2 separate regions of the Homo sapiens genome follow, and region 1 is linked to region 2. Evidence: chromatin loops called from intact Hi-C (ENCODE). Cell type or tissue: mammary epithelial cell. All regions are shown on one strand. Links, peaks and the distances in the headings refer to the core of each region. The heading gives the core; the rest is flanking DNA.

Region 1 (5,387 bases), core at 301-5,300, 400 kb before region 2:
TGGAGATAATACTGATTATTGTAGTGGATGTAAAATTCTGTGAATATACTAGGAAACATTGAACTGTACACACTAATTGGTGAGTCATATGGTATATGAATTATGTGTCAACAAAGTTTTAGAAGACATTACTTGCACCACGATATTAAAAAATGCCGTTTGAGTTGTATAATTACTTCTTCTCTCTATGTCAAGGGCACCGAACAGGCAGGAGCCTCTCACTTGCCACTGTTCTTAACAGTATTATAAAATAATTACATAAGACAGGTTACTTACATATTCTAGGTCATAAAAATTATTGCTTGACTAGAGTAATTGTAAACATAAAAGAACACCAAACACACTAAAATAAATATGAGGTCATCAATCTTTTGTTGGTCTCCTTGGCATGCACCTATTCAGACTGTTAGTATTATGTATTTACTTCAAATTTTAGCAGTTATATTTTAACTTGATTGATTTTTCCTCAGATATAAGTATGAGAAATGACAGAAAGAAACAACAACTGGAAAAGAAGCATTGCATAAGACCAGGATGTCTCTGAAATGGACGTCAGTCTTTCTGCTGATACAGCTCAGTTGTTACTTTAGCTCTGGAAGCTGTGGAAAGGTGCTAGTGTGGCCCACAGAATACAGCCATTGGATAAATATGAAGACAATCCTGGAAGAGCTTGTTCAGAGGGGTCATGAGGTGACTGTGTTGACATCTTCGGCTTCTACTCTTGTCAATGCCAGTAAATCATCTGCTATTAAATTAGAAGTTTATCCTACATCTTTAACTAAAAATTATTTGGAAGATTCTCTTCTGAAAATTCTCGATAGATGGATATATGGTGTTTCAAAAAATACATTTTGGTCATATTTTTCACAATTACAAGAATTGTGTTGGGAATATTATGACTACAGTAACAAGCTCTGTAAAGATGCAGTTTTGAATAAGAAACTTATGATGAAACTACAAGAGTCAAAGTTTGATGTCATTCTGGCAGATGCCCTTAATCCCTGTGGTGAGCTACTGGCTGAACTATTTAACATACCCTTTCTGTACAGTCTTCGATTCTCTGTTGGCTACACATTTGAGAAGAATGGTGGAGGATTTCTGTTCCCTCCTTCCTATGTACCTGTTGTTATGTCAGAATTAAGTGATCAAATGATTTTCATGGAGAGGATAAAAAATATGATACATATGCTTTATTTTGACTTTTGGTTTCAAATTTATGATCTGAAGAAGTGGGACCAGTTTTATAGTGAAGTTCTAGGTAAGTCATGTGTCTAACTGGTGCTTATTAAGTTCTAACTTTTCTGTGCCTTTGAAGGTGAGCTTATATAAATATAATGTCAGAAGATAGTGTTTTTAAGGGAAATTATGAATTGCAAATGTAAGATGATCTATCAGTCTCAAAAATATTATAGAATGTTGACCTTATAGAATCAGTTAGAACCCTGGGGCCATCACTACTACAGGACACCCAGAGAGTCATAAACCTTCATTGTAAAGCACTAATGATTTCTTTAAACTATCACATATCATTTTGCTATACATTTTTTCATCTTTAAAAAAAGTCAATAGATACCTCAAGAAACATCTTCATGAAGGCAGACACATAAATTTAGTATTTACACATATTTCTAGAAAAATTATCAATGCAGGATTGAGGAATTTGTTTCTCTTTGAGTTCCTCAGTTTCCTCATTTAGAAATTAAATTTTGTTTTTCATGTAAGAAGGATTCCTTCACAGTTGAGTAATATAGTGGCTCTACTCCAGAAACAGAAGCCTAAAACTTGAGATTTCTAATGTTTATACATTCCTTCAATAACAGGTTGACAATTATTTCTTTCAAAAACTGAAATCTTGTTGAAAGTGAACATCTAAGTTTTAATCTATATTTTATTAAACTGCATCTCTCCATCAAAGAAAATAGGGGCCAAATTAAGGGAGAGCACATATCTCTATGTCAATAAATTCTGAAAATGTTTTAATTCTCATTTGTAAATATATTTATTTTAAAAATCTAATTATATTAAGATCTTAAGATGAACCAAGACAGTAGTAGGTGTAAAGATTTCAGTGTTGAGCTCAAAAAACTCATGGTTTACTTTGAGAACCAAGGATCAAGGGACTAGCTTAATAAACTGTAGACACTAGAGTACTTCCTGGAAAGCTGTTTTCATGGGTAAGGTAAGATGAATTAATTGTGGAACTGAAAGAGTTGTTTAAAGGTATATTTGTTACTATTGCAGCTTCAGAGGGAAGACAAATGTGTATTTAAGTTCATAGTGGCTACATTAGTCCATTCTCACACTGCTGTAAAGAAATACCTGAGACTGGGTAATTTATAAAGAAAAGAAGTTTAATAGACTCAGTTCTACATGACTGGGATGCCTCAAGAAACTTAGAATCATGGTGAAAGGCTAAGGGGAAGCAAGCTTGGATCTTCTCACTTAGTGGCAGGAGAGAGAAGTGCAAGCAGGGGAAATACTAGACACTTATAAAACTATCAGATCTCATGAGAGCTCACTCAATATCATGAGAACAGCATGGAGGAATCCACACCATGATCCAATCACCTGCCACTGGGTCCCTCCCTGGACACATGGGGATTATGGGGATTATAATTCAAGATGAGAGGAGATTTGGGTGGGGACAGTCAAACCATATTAGTGACTTATTTTAATAATTATTTATGATTGTGAATATACTGATGTTACATTAAAGATGTGATTTCTTCTTACAGATCTCTGAATACATTGCCTTCCTTATATATACATATGAGCAACATATGCAATAAATAAAATCTAAATTATGACTATATATAAATGTATTTATATATATTTTATCAATGCACAGACATTTTATATATGTTTGGGTATGTTATTCCAAGTCCTTTCAGGAAAATACCTGCATATTCAAATAACAATTCTCGTGTTAGCTACCTTTTGTTTTGTTTTGTTTTTTTCCATCAGGAAGACCCACTACATTATTTGAGACAATGGGGAAAGCTGAAATGTGGCTCATTCGAACCTATTGGGATTTTGAATTTCCTCGCCCATTCTTACCAAATGTTGATTTTGTTGGAGGACTTCACTGTAAACCAGCCAAACCCCTGCCTAAGGTAAATGTATTCTTGTTTCATTTGTTTGCTTGACATTTTCAGAAGGAATGGCTGGATATGTTTCTTTCAGAGTGTTTAACTCAGAGTGAGGGGAATATGGGAGGTCAAAAACAAGGACTTGCCATTAGAAAATCATATATTTCTGTAGTATCACAAGTATGTGAATGTTATTATCATTAAAGACCAAAGAGGTTTACTAGGGAGATTTTGAAAACAGGGTTGGTTAAAGTAAGGCCTTCATTGTGCCACCCAAAAGATAGTATGATTCATTTCTTCAAAAAATATTTGTAGAGTGATTAATACAAACCACAGGTAAGTGCTGGATTTTCAGAGAATAAAGGTAGCACAGTTTCTGCTCCCTCATGCCTTACATTGTACTTTGAAAGATAGAATAAAAACAAGTGAAAAAGAAAAGTCTAAAAAGTGTTATAAGGAAAGACCACAATGATAAAGAAATATGCAGAAGAGATCCCAAACTCATTGACAATTAAAGTGAGTACTCAATAATGTGCAGAGATAGGTGAAACGATGAGGGGTTGATAAACACCCAAAAAGAAAACCAGAGGCCAGGCAAGGTGGCTCACACCTATAATCCCTGCACTTTGGGAGGCAGAGAAGGCATGATTGCTTGGGCTCAGGAGTTTGAGACCAGCCTGGGAAACGTGGTAAAACCTCATCTCTAACAAAAATAAAAAATAAAATAATAGCCAGGCATGCTGGTGTGTGCCTGTAGTCTCATAGTCGTAGCTACTTAAGAGGCTGAGGCAGGAGGCTTGCTTGAGTCTGGGAGCAGAGGCTGCAGTGAGCTGAGACCACACCACTGAACTCTAGCCTGTGCGACAGAGCGAGACTCTGTCTCAAAAACAAACAAATAAACAAAAAAAAAAAAAGTAAAGGCTTGCATTAAGGCAGAAAAGTAGAAAAGCAATAAGGGCAGTTCCCAGGAACTCCAAATTTAATTTACAGGAAAAGGTTGAGTAAAAGTCAATGATGGGCCGGGCGTGGTGGCTTACACCTGTAATCCCAGCACTTTGGGAGGCCAAGGCAGGTGGATCACCTGAGGTCAGGAGTTGGAGACCAGAGTGGCCAGCATGGTGAAACCCCGTCTCTACTAAAAATACAAAAGTTAGCCAGGCATGTTGGCAGGTGACTGTAATAGCAGCTACTTGGGAAGCTGAGGCAGGAGAATCACTTGAACCCCGGAGGCAGAGGTTGCAGAGAGCCGAGATCACGCTATTGCACTCCAGCCTGGGCAACAGAGTGAGAATCTGTCTCAAAAAAAAAAAATATATATATATATATATATGTAATTTGATATACCCATAGGGACAATGGAGAGCTACTGAAAAGAGTGAAAAGAGTTAAGAAATGAAGAGATATGATCAGATTTCCTTTTAAAAAATCCCAATATTCCCAATGTATAATATTGCAAAAAGGCAAGTTTGTAAAATGTAAAGATCATTTAGGAACTTTTACATGAGTTTAAGCAATCATGACTACTTTTATAATAATAATCACAACTTCATATTGTGCTGTGTGGAAAAAAAGTAGTTACCACAGATAAAACACTTAAGTTGTCTCTGACACACAGCCAGTGATCCAAAAATATTGTTGATATTATGATTATTTCAGTCATTATTTTTAATACTTTAAATTAGCTAACATGTGCCAGCCATTTAAGATATCAGTCTTCATTTAATAGTGATTGATTTTCCAACACATCAAGATTATATTCTCTAGCAAAGTCCTAGAGAACAGATACTCTGTGTACTTGTTTAAATGTAAATGTTTAAGTTTGGGCAGTCAGTTGAACAAGCTGGAAAGCTAAAGTTGTATTGTAAAGGTGGAGGCTCTTCATTAATATTCTAGCTTAAAAGGTAATTCTGTGTACTCTTATCTTATTCTCAAAAAAAAATTCCTCACTCACATTAAAAGAAAGTGATAGTGCCAGTAGCAGGGGGAAGAGAGTAGCAGAATAAGGACAAGGGATAAATGACTAGTAGTACAATAGTGATTATTACTGATACTAGCATGATCTCGGCTCACTGAAACCTCCACCCCCCAGGTTCAAGCGATCTGATTCTCCTGCCTCAGCCTCCCGAGTAGCTGGGATTACAGGCACCTGCCAACACATCTGACTAATCTTTGTGTTTTTAGTAGAGACAGAGTTTCACCATGTTGGCCAGGCTGGTCTTGAACTCCTGACCTCAGGTGATCCACATGCCTCAGCCTCCCAAAGTGCTGGGATTACAAGTGTGAGCCTCCGTTGTTGTT
Region 2 (5,387 bases), core at 93-5,092:
ACTACCTACCCAAATCCTGTAAAACGGCCCCAGCCCTATCTCCCTTCACTGACTCCTTTTTCGGACTCAGCCCACCTGCACCCAGGTGAAATAAACAGCCTTGTTGCTCGCACAAAGCCTGTTTAGTGGTGTCTTCACACGGATGCGCGTGACAGTGGCAGTGAGACAAATGATTACATACTTGTGAGACATTATTTAGTGCCCAGTAAATGAACAGTTTACATAAGATAGGTGAACATTTGAGGAAAAAAGAGAATAGAGGGAGCAGATGTCTCAGGGGAAGGTGAAGGAATTATTAATCTCATCTTACCTTTGTTCTATACATGGAAGACAATTTAGCAGTCTTTTGAAGAGGCTGATTTCTGTTTAGTTAATTTATTACCTAGTATAATGCCTGTGTGACATAGCTGAACTTCTACCTCACTGTAACTTTCCTTATTTTTAGAAACAGGAAGGCATGCAGACAGAAGTTCCTCCTCAGGAGAATTGGTCAAAAACCAGTTAGAATCAAGATGGCTGACTGAGTGGCCGTAAATATATCTCAGACTTCATTATAATCCAATTTTCATGCTAAGTGACACTTCCAGCCGGGTCATGATAGTTAACAGTCGCCATGACAATGACCAGAAGAAACCATAAAAGAACAAGAACAAGGTTGGACTCTGGTTCTGATATCACTGCCCATTTCCAGAAAGGATATGAATATTCCTCCCCTCCCTTTTAATGTCCAAGCCTTTCCTTAAAGAGACTCTACATTTTAACTCCTCACCTCTCACTAGGTGAGAAGTTGATCTGTGAGCCATGTTCCTGTTTCTCCTTTCTTTGCTCCACTCGATGCTCATGTTTGGTTTTGTGTATTGGCTCTGCAATACCAAACAAGGAAAGATCCCACTTTTGGGACTACCAAGTTTATTGGGACTACTTAGGGAAGAAAACCTAATGACAGTTAGCAAGGGAAGGGTTATGATGAGGCATGACTGATCTCCCGTCCCATTATGGTTGTGAATGCAGGTTTTCTCTGTGGTTCCCTTTGTCAAGAGGAAATCCATTCAGTCAGTTGTGGGGGCTTAGAATTTTATTTTTATTTCTCAAGTCACAACCCTTTACTGACACAAAATTCTTTGAAATTTTTTCATAGAGAAAACTTACTAGTATGAAGGTGACTGTCATATATCTGGCATTCACCTACAATGGTAGTTGTGAAAAAGAACTATTACAGCCTAGCACAGCTCTGAGCAAATGTATTGAGATTCTTGTAAATCAGAATTTTGCTATATTCATATCTATATCATTCAAAAGTATACATAGCTTTGAAATGAGATTACCACCACGGCTGACAATGTAAGCTCAGTTTTGTTCTCTGTTGATAAATCTCTGATACACTGAAAAATTCTAGTTTAATATGGCTGTGTTAGAATAAGAAATATGTTTGGCAATCTGGTTCCAGGCACAAAACTCCTAAAACCCTTGGAATTTTCTGAGTGATAGAAGTTTCTTTTGTTATTCATAATGAGCTCCTTAGATTCCTGAGGCTGAGTAATTTCAGTGACCTTAGTACCCAGTTAGTACAGCACCAAAGTGTTTGTATCTTCCCTTTTCGCCTCCACTCATTTGTAAAGTACTATGCAAATACATATCAATAGTCAACCTTAACTTTCTTTGGTGAACAAATTCCGTATGGGCATATGGAGATGCCACTCCTGCAAAAACAAGTTTCTAGAATTCCCAGGAGAACTAAGAAAATAAAATACTACATTTTGGTTTGTTTGTTTTACTTTTTGGGGGAGTTTTGCAAAAATCAATTACAGAGTCAACTCAATTAGGTCAGTAAAATTCTTGTTAGGTGACATGTGGATCCAAAAGCATAGCAGCATAAATATATCAAGCAAATACCACCTACATTGTTTCTACCTCTATTTTGTGGAAGCTGAATCCTGGTAGTTCCAAAGAGTAGAATGACTGACAGCTAGCTGTTCCTTACAGTTCTGTCATTTTAGGCAGACACAGCCATCAATGAGCCATGACCTAGGAGGGACTATTTCTCAAAGAGCAGTAACATTCCTCTGTAGATGGCTGCTAGTCAAAACAGCAGCCCACATTTTCTTCCCTGTCTGCCCACAAGAGTTTTTTCAGTGGTTGCTAGTATTGCTTCCTTTTGCCTTCCCATCTCTATTTCTATGCACGCCTCTGACCGAAAAGACATTTATGTTCAATGACTTGAAAACCTTTTCAAAAAGTAATTTTGGTAGGCAAATGCCATAAATAAATTTTTTTTCTTTCTTCTTTTTTTTTTTGAGACGGAGTCTCGCTCTGTCGCCAGGCTGGAGTGCAGTGTCGCGATCTCGGCTCACTGAAACCTCCGCCTCCCGGGTTCAGATTCTACCGCCTCATCCTTAGTAGCTAGGACTACAGCTAATTTGTGTGTTTTTAGCAGAGACGGGGTTTCACCATGTTGGCCAGGATGACATTAAAAAGGTTTTCTTTAGTATGGATCTTTCTCACTTGTTTTAGAGTAACTGGAATTACTAGGGATAAAATCCAAAGAAAATTCTCAGCTCTTCACTTAAACACTGTGGTCATCTCCCTCTAAGTTCTTTGATTTTTTAATTTATTTTTTTCTGTCCTTACACACCATCTAGTGGACATGTGGGGTAATGACTAAAATGTAAGTGGTAAGAGCAAAAAGTCCTGAATCGTCAGTGAGCCAGTTTTTGAGTAATGAAATAATCCAAATAACTAAGCTTTTAAAACTGACTATTAGTTACTTAGTTTGGGTTAAAAAATGTTCCCTTTCTTTCCCAAATTTCATAATGAGAGCAATGCTGACATTTTAATCAACAATGAGAAATTTGTAACGAATGTAACACATCCTCTAATATTTTCTCAAGGTGCATCCTTTACTAAAGATGATAGTATATTGATTAATTGGTTTAAAAATAATGAGTTTAAATAAAATATTTTATCAGAAAAATAAAAACTGTAGACTTTTAGTTCACATGACTTTACTTATGGATTTGGACTTTTCAGTTAATGATGGAATATGTTAAGACATTGGGGGGACTGCTGGGAAGGCATGATTGGTTTTGAAATGTGAAAAGGACATGAGATTTGGGAGGGCACGGGGGCAGAATGATATAGTTAGGCTCTGTGTCCCTACCCAAATCTCGTCTCTAATTGTAATCCCATGATGTGGGAAGATCTGGTGGGAGGTGATTGGATCATGGGGGCAGTTTCCCCTATGCTGTTCTCATGATTGTGAGAGCGTTCTCACAAGATCTCATGGTTTAAAAGTGGGTTTCCCCTGCGTGCTCTGTCTCTCCTGACACCATGTAAGACATGTTTTGCTTCCCTTCCACCAGGATTGTAGTTTCCTCAGGCCACACCAGCCAGAAAGAACTGTGAGTCAATTAAACCTCTTTTCTTTATCTTGGGTAGTTCTTTATATCAGTGTGAAAATGGATGAATACAGAGAATTGGTACCAAGAGTGGGGTAATGCTATAAAGATATTTGAAAATGTGGAAGCAACTTTGGAACTGGGTAATGGGGAGAGATTGGAACAGTTTGGAGGGGCCAGAAGAAGACAGGAAGATGTGAGAAAGTCTGGAACTTCCTTGAGACTTGTTGAATGGTTTTAACCAAAATGTTGATAGTGATATGGATAATAAAGCCAAGGCTGAGGTGGTCTCAGATGGAGATGGCAAACTTATTGGGAACTGGAGCACAGGTCACACATGCTTTTTTTTTAGCAAAGAGACAGGTGGCATTTTGCCCCTGCCCTGGAGATCTGTGGAACTTTGAACTTGAGAGAGATGATTTAGGGTATCTGGCAGAAGAAACTTCCAAACAGCAAAGCATTCAAGATGTGGCCTGGTTGATTCTGAAAGTGTTCAGTCATGCGAGTTCACAAAGAGATGGTTTGAAATTGGAACTTCTTATGTTTAAAAGGGAAGCAGAGCATAAAGGTTTGAAAAATTTGCAGCCTGACCAAGAGGCAGCTAAGAAAAACCCATTTTCTGGGAAGGAATTCAAGCTGGCTGAAGACATTTGCATAAGTAACAAGGAGTTGAATGTTAAGAGCCAAGACAATGAGGAAAATATCTCCAGGGCATGTGAAAGATCTTCACAGCAGCCCCTTCCATCATAGGCCTGGAGGCCTAGGAAGGAAAAATGGTTTCATGTGAACTGGGCTCAGGGTCCCCCTGCTCTGTGCAGCCTTGGGACATGGCACCCTGCATGTCAGCTGCTCCAGCCATGTACAGCTTGGGCCATTGCTTCAGAGTGTGCAGGTCCCAAGCCTTGGTGGCTTCCATGTGATGTTGGGCCTTTGAGTGCACAGAAGACAAGAGTTGAGGTTTGGGAACCTCCACCTAGATTTCAGAAGATGCATGAAAACACCTGGATGTCCATGCATAAGTCCGTTGCAGTGGTGGAGGCCTCATAGAGAACCTCTACTAATACAATGCAGAGGGGAAACATGGGATTGGAACCCTCACACAGGGTCCCCACTGGGGCACTGTCTAGTGGAGGTGTGAGAAGAAGGCCACTGTCCTCTAGACCCCAGAATGGTAGATCCACTGACAGCTTGCATTGTGCATCTGGAAAAACCACAGGCACTCAACACCAGCCTGTGAAAGCAGGCACAGGAGCTGTACCCTGCAGAGCCACTCAAGGCCATGGGAGCTCACCCCTTGCACCAGTGTGCCCTGAATATGAAATATGGAGTCAAAGGAGATTTTGGAGCTTTAAGATTTAATTAGTGCAGAGTTGGGTTTCAGACTAGCGTGGGGCCTGTGGCCTCTTTGTTTTGACCAATTTATCCCATTTGGAATGGGAACATTTACCCAATGCCTGTATCCCCATTGTGTCTTACAAGTAACTAACTTGCTTTTGATTTTATAGGATTATAGGTGAAAGGGGCTTGCCTTGTCTCAGATGAGACTTTGGACTTGGACTTTCGAGTTAATGCTAGAATGAACTAAGACATGGGAGACTTTTGGGAAGGCATGATTGGTTTTGAAATGTGAGGACATGAGATTTGGTCAGGGGAACAGGGGCAGAATGATATGGTTTGGCTCTGTGTCCCCATCCAAATCTCATCTTAACTTGTAATCCCCACATGTCGAGGGAGGAACCTGGTGGGAGGTGATTGGATAATGGGGGCAGTTTCCCCATGCTGTTCTTGTGATAGTGATGGAGTTTTCATGAGATCTGATGGTTTAAAAGTGGCAGTTTCCCCTGCGTGCTCTCTCTCTCGTGACACCATGTAAGACGTGCCTTGCTTCCCCTTCTCCTTCCACCAAGATTGTATATTTCCTGAGGCCTCCCCAGTCATGTGGAACTATGAGTTAATTAAGCCCCTTTTCTTTATAAATTACTCAGTCTTGCA

Evidence for each region. Hi-C counts contacts between places; a loop is a spot of excess contacts. Peaks named below come from ENCODE experiments on the same cell type or tissue, not always from the same donor. Only the 100,000 strongest peaks of a DNase experiment are listed, where the experiment ranks them.
Region 1: a loop joins it to region 2, with 8 times the contacts of the local background. A loop is called at or near these places in 2 of 110 quality-filtered maps.

The regions. Positions count from the first base shown.
Region 1 is chr4:68,665,766-68,671,152 of GRCh38, reverse strand. UGT2B15 (UDP glucuronosyltransferase family 2 member B15) reads left to right here and starts at 501. Exons shown (of 6, transcript NM_001076.4): 1 at 501-1,258; 2 at 2,965-3,113. The coding sequence starts at 535. In mammary epithelial cell, for the core only: no CTCF peak of the experiment used is centred there; a DNase peak (open chromatin) is centred at 3,412; H3K27ac peaks cover 234 bases.
Region 2 is chr4:68,269,225-68,274,611 of GRCh38, reverse strand. No RefSeq gene overlaps it. Among named protein-coding and RNA genes, the nearest start is that of TMPRSS11B, 26 kb to the right of the region's middle. RefSeq lists enhancers at 1,442-2,016, 2,017-2,592. In mammary epithelial cell, for the core only: a CTCF peak has its summit at 2,645; no DNase peak of the experiment used is centred there; H3K4me3 peaks cover 414 bases.